2 separate regions of the Homo sapiens genome follow, and region 1 is linked to region 2. A link is a loop called in an ENCODE intact Hi-C map of the cell type or tissue named here. Cell type or tissue: psoas muscle. All regions are shown on one strand. Each heading gives the region's core, and the rest is flanking DNA. Links, peaks and the distances in the headings are about the cores only.

Region 1 (8,051 bases), core at 1,214-6,213, 130 kb before region 2:
GCTCATGCCTGTCATCTCAGCACTTTGGGAGGCTGAGGCAGGTGGATCACTTGAGGTCGGGAGTTCGAGACCAGCCTGACCAACATGGAGAAACCCCATCTCTATCAAAAATACAAAATTAGCCGGGCATGGTGGCACATGCCTGAAATCCCAGCTACTCAAGAGGCTGAGGCAGGAGAATCACTTGAACCTGAGAGGCGGAGGTTGTGGTGAGCTGAGATTGCACCATTGCACTCCAGCCTGGGCAACAAGAATGAAACTTCGTCTCCAAAAATAAAGAAAAAGAAAAAGAAACAATGACATCCCAGTAGCAATGAACATACTCAGTACCAGTTCAAGTGATTCTCCTGCCTCAGCACCCTGAGTAGCTTGGACTACAGGCGTGCATCACCACGCCTAGCTAATGTTTTTTATTTTTAATAGAGGCAAGGGTTTTACCGTGTTGGCCAGGCTGGTCTCGAACTGCTGACCTCAGGTGATCTGCCCGCCTCGGCTGCCCAAAGTGCTGGGATCACAGGCATGAGCCATCACACTCAGCCTAGCACCAGATCTTAATGTCTGAATACCATTTTCCATGAAAAGGAACCAGAACTCAACAGAAAAAATGAGACTGATTCTAGGACTGGAGCTTGGAAAAGTACAAGATGAGCCTGGAACATAGTGCTGTGCCAGGAAATATGGACATGCTCAAAGAATGACAAAAGCAAGTCAAAAGGACACGGGACCAGTCTGACATGTCTCCCACTGGCCAAACTTGGGACACCATGAGTATCAAAATAATCATGGTAAAGAACCGCAATCCACTGAGTAAAATAAGAATCCATCAATCTTCTTTACTGATATAACAAAGAAAGGACATGCACTTTAGTAGTAGTATCCTAGCTACTCAGGAGGCTAAGGCAGAAGGATTGCTTACTCCAGGCTGGGCAACAGGGCAAGGACCTGTCTCTAAAGGCAAATAATAAATAAGTCAAGGAAAGAGGGAAGCTCCTTTCAGTCAAATGCAGAAGGAATACAGAATTAGAAAAACACACCACAGTACATGCTTCTTTCAGGCAAGACTCCTCAATGGAAGCTAAAACTAGGAGGTAAAAGCTTAATGAGAAAAAGGCTGGGTGCAGTGGCACATGCCTGTAATCCCTGTAATCCCTGCACTTTGAGAGGCTGAGGCAGGAGGAACGCTTGAGCCCAGGAGTTTGAGACCAGCCTGGGCAACATGGCGAAACCCTGTCTCTACCAATGATACAAAAATTAGCCAAGTGTGGTGGCGTGCACCTGTAATCCCAGCTACTCAGGAGGCTGAGGCAGAAGCATCACTTGAACCCGGGAGGCAGAGGTTGCAGTGAGTCAAGATCATGCCACTGCACTCCAGCGTGGGCAACCAAGCAAGACTCCATCTCAAAAAAAAAAAAAAAAGTTAAATAATTGTCAGGGCATAGTGGCATGTGCCTATGGTCCTAGCAACTTTGGAAGCCAAGGTGGAAGAATCACCTGAGCCCGCGGAGGTTGAGGCTTCAGTAAGCTGTGATCGCACCACTGCACTCCAGCCTGGGCAACAGAGTGAGACACCGTCTCAAAAAAAAAAAAAAAAAAAAAAAAAAAAACAGAGAGAAAAGGAAATGTAATATGTAATTACAGTATACCACCATAGCTTAACTGTGAACAATATTTATACAGCTGTAATAAATGATGTATAATTTCCATTTTAAGACACCATTGATTATATATCACACCATTATTTTACAAATTACTAAAAGAAAAAAATACTGCTTCAGGCCTGTAATCCCGCACTCAGGTGGGCGGATCAAGAGGTCAAGAAATCGAGACCAGCCTGGCCAGCATGGTGAAATCACATCTCTACTAAAAATACAAAAATTAGCTGGTGGCACGCGCCTGTACTCCCAGCTACTCAGGAGGCTGAGGCAGGAGAATTGCTTGAACCTGGGAGGCAGAGTTTGTAGTGAGCCAAAATCACGCCACTGCACTCCAGCCTGGGCGACAGAGAGGGATTGTCTTTCAAAAAAAAAAAAAAAAAAAAAAAAAATATATATATATACACACACACACACACACACACACACACACACACACACACACGAACCACATGGGAAGGAGCAGGAGAAGTGTCTGTGTTGCAGCAAATGGTGTAAGAAAGCCACACTGTGACCCTGCATGGGAGAAAGTCAGTATGTCTGAAATAGATGGAAAAAAAAATGAGAGTGCAATATAAGAATATTATTTGTAAACATGGAGGAAAATGCTAGAAGAAATAGCTAAAAGAGCTGAAAGTAACAGCCTCTAGGGTAGGATACTAAAAGGTAGGTAGGGAAGACTGCTGTTTTTCATGAGATGCAAATCTAAAGCAATCAGAAAATTTCAACAGCCTAAATACTTTCAGATTACTCATGTATTGTAATATCCTGAAAAACGATGTTAAGAAAAATTTAGAAGCCAGGTGCAGTGGCACACACGTGTAGACCCAGCTACTCAGAAGGCTGAAAGGAGAATGCTTGAGCCCAAGAGCTTGAGGCCAGCCTGGGCAACATGGCGAGACCCTGTTTCTAAGAACAAAAAGAAAGAAAAATTTAGAAAAAAATAAGCAACCTGAAACCTAATCTGGTTTCAATGTTATACAAATCCAAATTTTAAGTGAAATTATATCAAAGTGAAAAAATTTAATCAAACTTGCTCTAAATCTGTTCATAGCATTTTATCCTGCCAGACACACAAATGTTAAGATAGCTTGAAAGTTGACCTGATGCAGACACAGTTTTTTTTTTTTTTTTAAGTTGACCTGCTAGAAACAGAAAAGATATGGGAGTGATGCCATCGTTCTAAGTATCTGACTTCGTGCTGCAAAGCAAGACCCAATTGACTCCATCAGGAAGGTACATATTCACAGTTGCTGCAAAGTTATGTAAAACTAAAATAAAGGCCGGACATAGTGGCTGATACCTGTAATCCCAGGACTTTGGGAGGCTGAGGCGGGCGGATCACCTGAGGTCAGGAGTTCGAGACCAGCCAGGCCAACATGGGGAAACCCTGTCTTTACTAACAATACAAAAATTAGCCGGGCGCAGTGGTGGGCTCCTGTAATTCCAGCTACTTGGGAGGCTGAGGCGAGAAGATCTCTTGAGCCCGGGAGGTGGAGGCTGCAGTGAGTTGAGCTCCTGCCACTGCACTCCAGCCTGGGTGTCAGAGTGAGACTCTGTCTCAAAATAAATCAATAAATAATAAAATAAGCCTAGAAAGTCATAATCACTTGTAAGAGTATAATACCTAAATTACTTTTAGCCAATCACGTCATTAAGTTACTATTATTCGCTACTTACATCTTGAAACATTTTGTTCTCTTGTTTTAGTTGAGCTTCTTTATCATCTGAGAGTTTGTAAGCATTCTCAAATGCTTCTTCTAAATCTTGCAGTCTAGATTTTAGTCGAATGATGGTATTGTCTTTTTCTTTACTGCTTGTTCTCATTTCTTCAATTCGTTCCTGCAAAATTTTGGAAGCACTGCTGGCTGCACTGAAGCGTTCTCTCAAATCATTCTATAAAACAAAGACAAACATAATTTTTTTTTTTTTTTGAGATGGAGTCTCGCTCTGTTGCCCAAGCTGGAGTACAATGGCGCAATCTTGGCCTACTGCAACCTCTGCCTCCCAGGTTCAAGCAATTCTCCTGCCTCAGCCTCCCGAGAGCTGCGATTACAGGCGCCCACCATCACCCCTGGCTAATTTTTTGTATTTTTAGTAGAGACAGGGTTTCACTATGTTGGCCAGGCTGGTCTCAAACTCCTGACCTCAAGTAATCCACAGGCCTCGGCCTCCCAAAGTGCTGGGATTACAGGCATGAGCTACCACGCCCAGCCCAAAATTTATTTTAAATGAAAAAAAAAGATGCCTTAATAATAGCTAATAAATTGTGGGCATTAAAAAATGAACAAAACATAGAAATGGAAATGAACAAATCTATTTTGTTGTATTCTGGGATGGAGAGTCCAGAAAGAATAGTTCTACTGGAATACCAGCCCCTGACATTATCATAAGGTATACAGGAAACTATCATCTGTGGCACTATGACTCTAGGACTCACCTAATAGCTCCTACAGTTCACTTTAATAAGGAAAAAATAACCACTGCTATTAGGGAAATTATTTGAAAGTATAGCTGGACTTTGTTGCCCAACATCAACATTTAGGGAGGAGAAAAACATTTCATACCCTCTCACTATGAAAATACAGGAAATTCAGTTGGCCAGGCACAGTAGCTCACGCCTGTAATCCCAGCACTTTGGGAGGCCGAGGCAGGTGAATCACGAGGTCAGGAGTTCAAGAGCAGCCTGGCCAACATGGTGAAACCCCGTCTCTACTAAAAATACAAAAAATTAGCTGGGCTTAATGGCAGGCGCCTGTAATCCCAGCTACTCAGGAGGCTGAGGCAGGAGAATCACTTGAACCCAGGAGGCGGAGGTGGCAACGAGCCGAGATCATGCCACTGCACTCCAGCCCTGGTGACAGAGTGAGACTCTGTCTCAAAAAAAAAAAAGAAAATACAGGAAATTAAAAACCCATCTGATATGTTAATATTCACTCAACAATCATTTCTGGAATACCCACTAGGTGCTAGGCACTAGGGTGCTAGAAATGTAAGATTAACAAAAAAGATAATAGTCCCGAATGTCATGAAGCTTAGGAGGAGAGGAACTAAAAAAGCAAACAGGCCAGGCACTGTGGCTCACAGCGGAAATCCCAGCACTTTGGGAGGACTGCTAGAGCCCAGGAGTTTAAGACCAGCCTGGGCGACATAGCGTGTCTCAACAAAAAATTTTAAAAATCAGCTGGGTGTGGTGGTGTGTGCCTATAGTCTCAACTACTCAGGAGGCTGAGATGGGAGGAGCACTTCAGCCCAAGAGGTTGAGACTGCAGTAAGCCATGACGGCTCCACAGCACTCTAGCCTGGGCGATGGAGTGAGACCCTGTCTCAAAAAAAAAAAAGGCAAAGATGAAAACAACATATAAAACAAAATACGCTGGGTGCCAGTAACCCCAGCACTTTGGGAGGCCGAAGCGGGCAGATCACCTGAGGTCAGGAGTTCGAGACCAGCCTGGCCAACATAGTGAAATCCCATCTCTACTAAAAATACAAAAATTAGCCGGGCTTGGTGGTGGGCACCTGTAATCCCAGCTATTCAGGAGGCTGAGGCAGGAGAATCCCTTGAACCAGGGAGATGGAGGTTGCAGTGAGCCAAGATCGCACCATTGCACTCCAGCCTGGGCAACAAGGGCGAGACTCCATCTCAACAAAAAAACAAAATAGACAGTTTCCACCAAAATTTTGTTCATAAGGCCATATGTATCTCATACATATACACACTACTCTATGATAGCTATCATGCATTTTATCGTCTAATAGATATTAAAAATAAAACTTGTAAACACAGACTTTGAGAAACTTTTGACCCTTAAAAAGATTGCCTTATACCAAAAGATTGGGAATGACATAACAAAGGTCTTTGTTCAGAAAGAAAAAAAGTTACCTGTAAAAAAATAAAATTTGGTAATGCGTGGGGAAAAAAGTAATTTTAGCATAAAAAGTTTATGCACTTTTAGTTATATACCCAAGGAAACTAAAAACTTACGTGGCACATAAAATCTTGTAGACAAACATTCATAGCAATATAATTTAAATAGCCAGAAAGTATATAAACATTACCTGATGAATGTAAACAAAAATGTGGTATTATTCACAGAATGAAATATATTCAGCCATAAACAGGAATGAATACTGATATGTTACAACATGGATAAACCTTGAAAATATTATACTAAGTGAAGAAGCCAGACACGAAAGGCCACACAGTCTAGGATTTCATTTATATCAATGTTCAGAAAAGGCAAATGCACAGAGAAAGAAAACTGAGTAGTGGTTGCCAGGGTGTGGAAGGACAGAATGTGGGGGGTGACGGTTAAGGGGTGTGGGTTTTTTTTTTTTTTTTTTTTTTTTTTTTGAGGAAAATGTCCTAAAATTGATTGTGGTGGTGGTTGCCCAACTCTAAATATACTAAAATTCATGGAATTGTACACTTTAAAAGGGTAAGTTTTATGGTATGCAAATTATATTGCAAAAAATTAAAAAAAAATTTTTTTTTGAGACAGGGTCATGCTCTCTTGCCCAGGCTACAGTGCTGTGGCGCAATCATGATCCCTGCAGCCTCAACTTCCTGGGATCAAGTCATCCTCCTGCCTCAGTCTCCCGAGTAGCTGGGACCACAGCTGTGCACCACCATGCCCAGCTAATTTGTAGAGACAGAGGTCTCTGTATGTTACCCAGGCTGGTCTCGAACTCCTGGGCTCAAGCAACTCTCCCACCTCAGCCTCCCAAAGTGCTAGGATTACTGACATGAGCCACCACACCTGGCCAAAAGGTAAGTTTTAAAAGGGTAAAGTTTAGGCCAGGTGCGGTGGCTCACACCTGTAATCCCGGCACTCTGGGAGGCCGAGGTGGGTGGATCACGAGGTCAGGCATTACAAACCAGCCTGACCCCCATGGTGAAACCCCATCTCTAGTAAAAACACAAAAATTAGCTGGGCACGGTGGCATGCACCTGTAGTCCCAGCTACTAGGGAGGCTGAGGCAGGAGAATCGCCTGAACCTGGGAGGCGAAGGTTGCAGTGAGCTGAGATCGCGCAACTGCACTACAGCCTGGGCGACAGAGCGAGACTCCATCTCAAAAAAAAGAAAAAAAAAAAAAAAGGGTGCAGTGGCTCACGCCTGTAATCCCAGCACTTTGGGAGGCCGAGGCAGGAGGATCACAAGGTCAGGAGATCGAGACCATCCTGGCTAACACGGTGAAACCCCGTCTCTACTAAAAAATACAAAAAATTAGCTGGGCGTGGTGGAGGGCGCCTGTAGTCCCAGCTACTCAGGAGGCTGAGGCAGGAGAATGGCGTGAACCCGGGAGGCGGAGCTTGCAGTGAGCCAAGACCGCGCCACTGCACTCCAGCCTGGGCAACAGAGCGAGACTCCGTCTCAAAAAAAAAAAAAAGGGTAAAGTTTATAGCATTATATGAAGCCAACAGCACTAAAAATATAAACTTCATAAGCCTTCCTTAAAAAGACAAGAAACATAACTGATGTTATCACGAAATAATTCATTTGTCTCACCAGAACACCCACCAAAAAAAGAGTACTTACCACTTCAATTTCCAGTAAGTTATTCTTATTTTCAAGTGTTCTCACGCGACTAGTAGCTTCATGCAAAGCACTATCTAATTGGCCACATCTAAAAACCATAAATTTAGCTTCAATTAGAAGATAAAATTATTACCCTTAAAAGTATTACATAAATCTAACCAATTCTCTAATATATAACATAAGACAAATTCTCCAGTGTTAACTAAGACTCAGGATGCCATTTTAATAGAATATAGCCCAATGAATCTAATAATATAGTATGTAGAGAAAAGGCTAAAATTGGCCAGGCACAGTGGCTCACACCTGTAATACTAACACTTTGGGAGGCTGAGGCAGGCAGATCACTTGAGGCCAGGAGTTCAAGATCAGCCTGGCCAACATGGTGAAACCCTATCTCTACTAAAAATACAAAAATTAGCTGGGCATGGTGGCATGTGCCTGTAGTCCCAGCTACTCAGGAGGCTGAGGTGGGAGGGTGGCTTGAACCTGGGAGGCTGAGGTTGCAGCGGGCTGAGATCACAACACTGCACTCCAGCCTGAGTGACAGAGTGAGAACCTGTCTCAAAAAAAAAAAAAAAAAAAAAAAAAGCCTAAAATAATTTTTTTAAAAGATATAAAAAAAAGACATGCATAAAATAGCTTGATCTTAGCTTGAAAAAAATCTGTATCTATATATATGCATTATGATTTCTGGAAAAATGCAAAAAATTAAATTTGGATTTGGGATTTGGGACTAGAGGTTGGGGTAGGGAGATTTACTTTTTTCTTTCTTTTTTTGAGACAGGATCTCACTCCATAACCCAGGTTGAAGTACAGTGGTGCAATCACGGTTCACTGCAGACTTAACCTTCTGGGATC
Region 2 (8,051 bases), core at 2,756-7,755:
CAAAGTGCTGGGATTACAGGCGTGAGCCACCACGCCTGGAGAAAACACAGTATTTTTATATCATGATTAAATATTTCAAAAGCCTCCAAAGCACTCAAGAGCCATATCTGATTCTATGCATTACACACAATACTTATTATATTCAATGATAAAATAATAAAAACATGCAAAATATTCAGTGAGTAAAGGCAATTACTAAAAAAATTTGTGTAATAGCTCTGTTGCACAGGCTGGAGTGTAGTGGTGCGATCTCGGCTCACTGCAACCTGCATAGCCCAGGGTTAAGCTATCCTCCCACCTCTGCCTTCTGAGCAGCTGGGACTACAGGCATGCACTACCACACCCAGCTAAATTTTTGTATTTTCAGTAGAGACGGGGTTTCACCATGCTGCCCAGGCTGGTCTCAAACTCCAGAGCTCAAGTGATCTGCCCACCTTGGCCTCCCAAAGTGCTGGAATTACAGGCCTGAGCCACTGCACCCAGCCAATACTTACTATATTCAATGATAAAATAATAAAAACACGTACAATATTCAGTATGTACAATTACTAAAAAATACAGAATGACAATACTCAATGGACATGACTTATATTAAAAGGAAAAAGACTCTTCTAAAGCTTAATCTAAATATACAGGCATTGTTCTTTTCACTGAGAAGCATCTCAGTAAAACATACCTTATCTCCATCCATAAATCGTTGTTTTTCTGTGATGTTTAGTATTTCCACAGGCACATCAAGTTCAGATCTTGACTCATAAGATATGCTTCCATCATCATTGCTCACAACCCGTCCCTTGCGGCCAGTCATCTGAGAAGCCAAACAATGTCATTACAATGAAGGTATCTGACTGCGGTGGATGGACTCAGTGCCTCTTTCCTTGAAGACACTTGGGAGATAAGAGCACAGGCTGTGCTGCACCACACACTGAAGGATACAGAACACTGCAACAGAGTCCCTGGAAAAACCTTGACACATGGCCACGATCACAAAAGATGCGTGATAAGTGCAGTAACTAGGACCAGTGGCTTGGGACAGACACTCAGATACTGCAGGCAGCAGTTCATTGGATGTAGGATGGCAACTAAAGTAGAACAAGAATTCTATGATCTAAGAAATTTAGATTATTATGTGAAGACAGTCAAAATACAACTCATTTTACAGGGGTTCAAATGGCAAAAATGTCACCAAGAGATACAGGCCTATTTACCTCAGCAACGTTCTCAGGGCCACCAAGTTCATCGATAAGTTCATCCAGGGTATTAGGGGGGAGGTCTTCAGCTAATTTTTCTAGCTTATCAAGCAGGTCTTTCTTCATCTGCTGAGCCCTTTCCACAGCATCCTGACTTGTTATAAGGCTACTGTTACTGTTGGTGTTACTGTTAGCTAGATAAAGAACATTTGCTAAAAGTTAGTACAAAGTTTAAATATTTTTGTTTAAAACAGTATTTCAAAAAGGAAGTTTCTGTATGGATACCTGGTGTACTGTTAGGAGCAGGTGAGATAACTGGTGTAGATGAAAAACTAGGTCGTTTTGATCCAAGACCTGATGCTAATAAGGCACTTTGAATAGAATCTGGATCTATACTTTTCTTCTTTTTTTTCTCTTTGTTTTTCTTGTGGTCTTTTCTAATTAACCAGGGATCTGAGTGTTAAGGAAAGATACATGTCAAATCATTTGTTAAAACAAGTACAGAATCTTCAAAGGAAACAACCTTTGAAATTTTATTTTTTTGAGACAATGTTTCGCTGTTGTAGCCCAGGCTGGAGTGCAATGGCGCAATCTCAGCTTACTGCAATCTCCACCTCCTGGGTTCAAGCGATTCTCCTGCCTCAGCCTCCTGAGTAGCTGGGATTACAGGTATGTGCCACCACACCTGGCTAATTTTGTATTTTTAGTAGAGATGGGGTTTTTCCACGTTGGTCAGGCTGATCTCGAACTCCCAGCCTCAGGTGATCCACCCACCTTAGCCTCCCAAATTGCTGGGATTACAGGCATGAGCCACCGCGCCTGGATGAAATTTTTTATATTGTTAACTGATAACTTATCACCACCTACATTGGTTCATCCATACACCATGGGGTACAAATCCATGTTTTCAAGTTAAAAATAACTGCACAAAATTGAGGTTATCTTCTCACATATATGAGGCTCAAACTTCCAGAAGGTAGATAAGCCTGGAGCTTTCCACCAAGCAAAGATTATAATCTGTGTGATCATTTGTACTGTACAGAAGAAAAGGTTTCATATCCCATTTTCAAATATACTGAAATATTATATGCTTTCGTGTATATTTAATATACTGAACTTACCATTTTCATCATCCTCATTAGACTCATCTAAAAATGGGTTGAAATCGTCATCATCTCCAGAACTCATGTTTTTAGAGCTCTCATAGTCACTTTCTTCATTATCAGAGGCATCAGATTCACTTCCACTGTCGTCAGAACTGCTACCAGTAAGGCCACCTACTTTTCGTGCTTTTTTGGCTTCTCGAGTTATTTCTTCACCTACCCTCCGCCACAAACAAGAGAGTCAGCCCAAATTCAATGTTTCTTAAGATCCAGTACATCACATTTAGTTCATGAATTAATTCAAATGAAAAGTGCAGAGGAAAAGTATTTAGGTTAAGTCAAAAAACAAACAGAATTCACAAACCAGCACTAACCTTTTGGACTCCCATAAAAAATAAGGTTATAAACATTTATTCTGAAGAAGAAATTGGATACAAAAGTACTAAGTCAAGACTGCCTTCAAGTGCACAAGTTTCAAAACATATTCAGGACAACAGAGTAAAAGCAGAACCTCTGGCATAGTCACAATTTGACTGTGTATCAGATTTGAGAAGAGGCCTAATAATTACAGGTTTATAGACATGGAATACTTAGAAAATCAATAGAAAATCAATTTATAAAACCTTTTTATTTTTGGAGACAGGGCCTCACTGTTGCCCAGGCTGGAGTGCAGTGGCACAATCATAGCTCACTGCAGCCTCGACTTCCCTGGCTCATGTGATCCTCCCACCTCAGCCTCCCAAGTACCTGGGACTACAGGCACATGCAACCATGACCAGATATTTTTTTTTTTTCCCCAGACAGTGTCTACTCTGTCTCCCAGGCTAAAGTGCAGTGGCATAATCTTGGCTCACTGCAACCTCTGCCTCCCGAGTTCAAGTGATTCTAATGCCTCAGCCTCCCTTATAGCTGGGATTATAAGGCGCCCCTGCCGCCAGTCCTGGCTAAGTTTTTAATTTTTAGTAGAGAAGGGGTTTCGCCATGTTGGCCAGGCTGGTCTCGAACTCCTGACCTCAGGTGATCCGCCTGTTTCAACTCCCAAAAAGCTGGGATTACAGGCGTGAGCCACTGTGCCCGGCGAGAAGTCAACTTCTAAAACCAAAACAGGGCTGGGCGAGATGGCTCACACCTGTAATCCCAGCACTTTGGGAGGCCTAGGTGGGTGCATTGCTTAAGCTCAGGAGTTTGAGACCAGCCTGGCCAACATGGTGAAACCCCATCTCTACTAAAAATACAAAAATTAGCAGGGCGTGGTGGTGCATGCCTGTAATCCCAGCTCCTTGAACCCAGGAGGCAGAGGTTGCAGTGAGCCAAGATGGTACCACTGCACTCCAGCCTGGGTGACGGAGACGGAGACCCTGTCTCAAAAAAAAAAAAGAAAAAAAAAGAAAAGGCTCTTTTAAAGAAAACTACTGAAACACCCAGCTGTCTATATATTAAAGAACAGGTCTGACAATACAAAGACACAGGTTTTAGTTCCCATGCATCATTAACTATCTCTGTGAAACTAGGAAAACTCTTTAATCTTTAAATCTTTCTGTGCTTCAATGATCTCTGTCTATAAAATTGGAAAAATAAGACCTAATTTCGTATGGACCTCTGCCAGGTTATATGGTAGAATGTATATAGCCAAGTGCTTAACACACTGCCAACCACCAGTGAATTGCTCAATTCCTAATTTAAAACGGGGATAACTTGTGCATTCAAAATTGTACAAGTGACAGTGAAAATTTGGAACCATTTGTGAATTCATGGAAGGCAGTTCATTCCCAAAATATAGCCACTTTAAAATGCTTATGTTTTAATTTCAACAGTATTTTCAACGTCAACTATTTTCTTTTTTCTTTTTCTTTTTTGAGACAGAGTCTCGCTCTGTCATCCAGGCTGGAGTGCAGCAGCGCTATCTCGGCTCACTGCAAGCTCTGCCTCCTGGGTTCACGACATTCTCCTGCCTCAGCCTCCCGAGTAGCTGGGACTATAGGTGCCCACCACGATGCCCGGCTAATTTTTTGTATTTTCAGTAGAGATGGGGTTTCACCGTGTTAGCCAGGATGGTCTCGATCTCCTGACCTCGTGATCTGCCCACCTCAGCCTCCCAAAGTGCTGGGATTACAGGTGTGAGCCACCGCACCTGGCCTATTTTTTCTTTTTTAAAGTGCTCACCTTTCCGCTTCTTTATTTTATTTTCTTTACAAGGACTATCTCTTGGCGAACTGTTGTTACTTGGAGCTGTCAAATCGATTCCTAGTAAACTATAAAGTTTTTTCCTGTCTGGAGCAGGAAAATGTTTTTCAATGAGTGACTGCAACACACCTCTGTAGGAGAGAAACAGTGACAATTACTGCTTCAGTTGACAAAATAATTATATGTAAAGTATTATTAAATATATTGAAATATACTTTGTTCAGTTTTACAAAATACTGATAAACGAGCTCAAATAAATTTTAATTTTCTAGCCCAAAGCTGTCCAACTAAATAATAAGAATGCAAGCCAAACCACATACACAATTATTGTATTTTCTGGTAGCTTAAATTAAAAAAGTAAAAAATAAATAAAACTGGTGGAACTAATTTTAATAATACATTTTAACTCAATATACCATGTCAACACATATGTTTTATGTTATTTTCTCTTAAGGAGTCTTTGAAACCTGGCTCAGTACACATATAATAACATCTCAATATGGACCAGTCATTTCAACTGCTCAATAGCCACATGTGACAAGCGGCTGCCATTCTGGACACGGTAGTTCTAGGCAATTATGTACAGAAAAATATAGATTAGCAGGTGTATGTCTTGCTTTTTTCTTTTTTTTTTTTTTTTTGAGACCGAGTCTCTCTGTCACCCAGGCTGGAGTGCAATGGTGCCATCTCAGCTCACTGCAACCTCCGCCGCCTGGGTTCAAGCAATTCTCCTGCCTCAGCCTCTCCAGTAGCTGGGATTACAGGTGCCCGCCACCACGCCTGGCTAGTTTTTGTATTTTTAGTAGAGACGAGGTTTCACCGTGTTGGCCAGGCTGGTCTCAAACTCCTGAGCTCTCGTGATCCACCAGACTCAGCCTCCCAAAGTGCCTGGATTACAGGCGTGAGCCCCATGTATTGCTTTTGAAAGGAGCATCTGAATGCATCCCGAGGCACAAAATAGTAGAGCAGCAAGTTTATTTTGCTCAGTTTACTACCAGAGTTTGAATGTGGAGGTTAGGCAAACTAAAAACAATGCCTAAAACATTTTAAAATCTATTTCTGAAGATCTCATGCTTATTTTCAACTTTTAAAGTAGACTTTATTTTATTTTATTTTTTTTTGAGACAGGGTCTCACTCTGCCGCCCAGAGGGGAGTGGAGTGGAGTGGTGCGATCTTGGCTCACTGCAACCTCCACCTCACGGGTTCAATGGATTCTCCTGCCTCAGCCTCCCAGGTAGGTGGGACTACAGGACGTGTGCCACCATGCCCAACTAATTTTTTTTATTTTTAGTTGAGATGGGGTTTCACCATTTTGGCCAGGCTGGTCTCAAACTACTGACCTCAAGTGATGTGCCCATGTTGGCCTCCCAAAGTGCTGAGATTACAGCTGTGAGCCACCATGCTCAGCCAACTTATAAAGTAGACTTCGTTATATTAGGACAAACTATAGTTACTGTTCCTGTGGATAACGGTAATTTCAAATACAGTACACTAAAACTGAATCTAAGCCAAGCTGTCACAGATTTCCAAGATGTACAAGATAAACAAAGTCTAGCCCTTCTGTTAGTTCACATACTCTGTGTAATATTAGCAAAATGCTTAACATTTTAGGATTATGAGATTTCTGTTATTGTTTTCCAATAGATACACTGTTACAGAAAAGCAGAAAACTCAGATCAAGAAAACTTAAAGATGATGCAGGTGAAACAAAAGTTTTGTCTCCAGGAAATGCCCACATTGGAACTAAGGTAAGGAAGAACTCAAAAAGAAACAAAAACATTAAAAGAACAAAAACATTACTTGGCAGTTGAAACAAAATCATTCAATTCTCCCCCGCCCTCTTCCAAAGCTTCTAATGTTCTAGCTTCTCCTGTAGACTGCAGACCAATTACAACACACTGGAGAAAAAAGAAAACATGTTAATTATGAATAATAATGTTTGTGGCTTCTTACCAAGACATATTTTAAACATTTAGCTAAACAAAGATTTCAAACAAGAATGTCCTCATTATTATAAAACACAAATTTGTTTTACTTATTTCTTCTACATATTTGAGACAGGTTATTTGTCAAAAATTTAGGCAGGAGATAGGATTACAGACAGTAGTAAGCATGAGTGAAGCCCCTGCCCTTGTACAGTTTATAGTATCTTATGCTTTAAGTAGATAAATATTCACCGAAAAGAAAAAACCTTAACGCAATACACATCCATATGTTACCAGTGCTACCAGCTATGGATGACCAATTATAGTGATGTTTACTTTGTTATACTTTTCTGAACTCTCTAAATTCTCTAAGCAGGCATTGCTTTTATAATTTTAAGAAATGTATTTTTTAGAAGTTTTACTATCCTTTAGGAAAACCAGATTTTACAAGCAGAAAACCTCAGCACCCACAAAGACTAAACAACATAACCCCCAAACAATCTCTTAATGAGTTCTTCTACTTACTTTTCCATTCTTGATTTCCTCTCGAGCTAGTTGCACAACCCTTTTAACTTTGGATGCTATGCATAAGTATTTGAAGAACCTCTGGTGAGCAGACCAGAACTGACCCCACATGGACTTCTTCATTCGTTGCTCAGCATCAATCAGATCTGCAGCTTGCTGAAACCGCTCTCTGGCGATGACCCACTGAAGATACATAATCAACATTTCAGACACTTCATCTTTGAGTCTAGTTATTTAAAAATACCAATTAAATCAAAACAATGTTAAGTGCAAGACCATTTAATATTAATTTAATAAATCATCTTTAGTAACTTGGGAATCTATTTCTCAGGATACTCACACAGTTGTCTCAAGTTTCTTATTACCTAATGCAGTCATTTTAGAAAATAATGTGATTTTAAGAACTATGCAACTGAAATAAATGGCTATAACTTATGAATTACCTTAACAAAATGAAAACATGGACAATCTGAAATATAAGAACATTGGTTAGGCCAGGCGCAGTGGCTGATGCCTGTAATCCCAGCACTTTGGGAGGCTGAGGCAGGTGGATTGCTTGAGCCCAGGAGTTCCAGATCAGGCTGGGCAACACTGTAAAACCTCATCTCTACCAAAAAATACAAAAATCAGCCAGGCACATTGACATGCGCCTGCAGTCCCTGATACTCAGGAGGCAGAGTCTGGAGGACTCCTTGAACCTGGGAGGTAGAGGTTGCAGTAAGCCAAGATCACACCACTGTACTCCAGTCTGGGTGACAGAGTAAGACCCTGCTTCAATTAAAAACAAAAACAAAAAAAAACACATTGGTTAAACAGCCTATCATCTGGTAACTCATCTGTTTGTTTTTGTTTTTTGTTTTTGTTTTTGTTTTGCGATGGAGTATCCCTCTGTTACCCAAGCTGGAGTGCACTGGCACCATCTTGGCTCACAGCAACCTCCGCCTCCTGGGTTCAAGCGATTCTCCTGCCTCAGCCTCCCCAAGTAGCTGGCACTACAGGCGCACACCACCATGCCCAGCTAATTTTTTTTCGTATTTTTAGTAGAGATGAGGTTTCAACATGTAGGCCAGGCTGGTCTTGAACTCTTGACCTCAGGTGACCTGCTCGCCTCAGCCTCCCAAAG

The links. Hi-C counts contacts between places; a loop is a spot of excess contacts. Peaks named below come from ENCODE experiments on the same cell type or tissue, not always from the same donor. Only the 100,000 strongest peaks of a DNase experiment are listed, where the experiment ranks them.
Region 1: a loop joins it to region 2, with 2.5 times the contacts of the local background. A loop is called at or near these places in 3 of 110 quality-filtered maps.

What each region holds. Positions count from the first base shown.
Region 1 is chr12:123,191,054-123,199,104 of GRCh38, forward strand. It overlaps MPHOSPH9 (M-phase phosphoprotein 9), which reads right to left. Exons shown (of 24, transcript NM_022782.4): 12 at 7,194-7,281; 13 at 3,333-3,548. Among named protein-coding and RNA genes, the nearest start is that of MPHOSPH9, 38 kb to the right of the region's middle. In psoas muscle, for the core only: no CTCF peak of the experiment used is centred there; no DNase peak of the experiment used is centred there.
Region 2 is chr12:123,319,224-123,327,274 of GRCh38, forward strand. SBNO1 (strawberry notch homolog 1) reads right to left here. Exons shown (of 32, transcript NM_001167856.3): 14 at 6,929-7,111; 15 at 6,279-6,376; 16 at 4,457-4,608; 17 at 2,312-2,509; 18 at 1,476-1,643; 19 at 1,209-1,384; 20 at 677-808. Among named protein-coding and RNA genes, the nearest start is that of MIR8072, 42 kb to the right of the region's middle. In psoas muscle, for the core only: no CTCF peak of the experiment used is centred there; no DNase peak of the experiment used is centred there.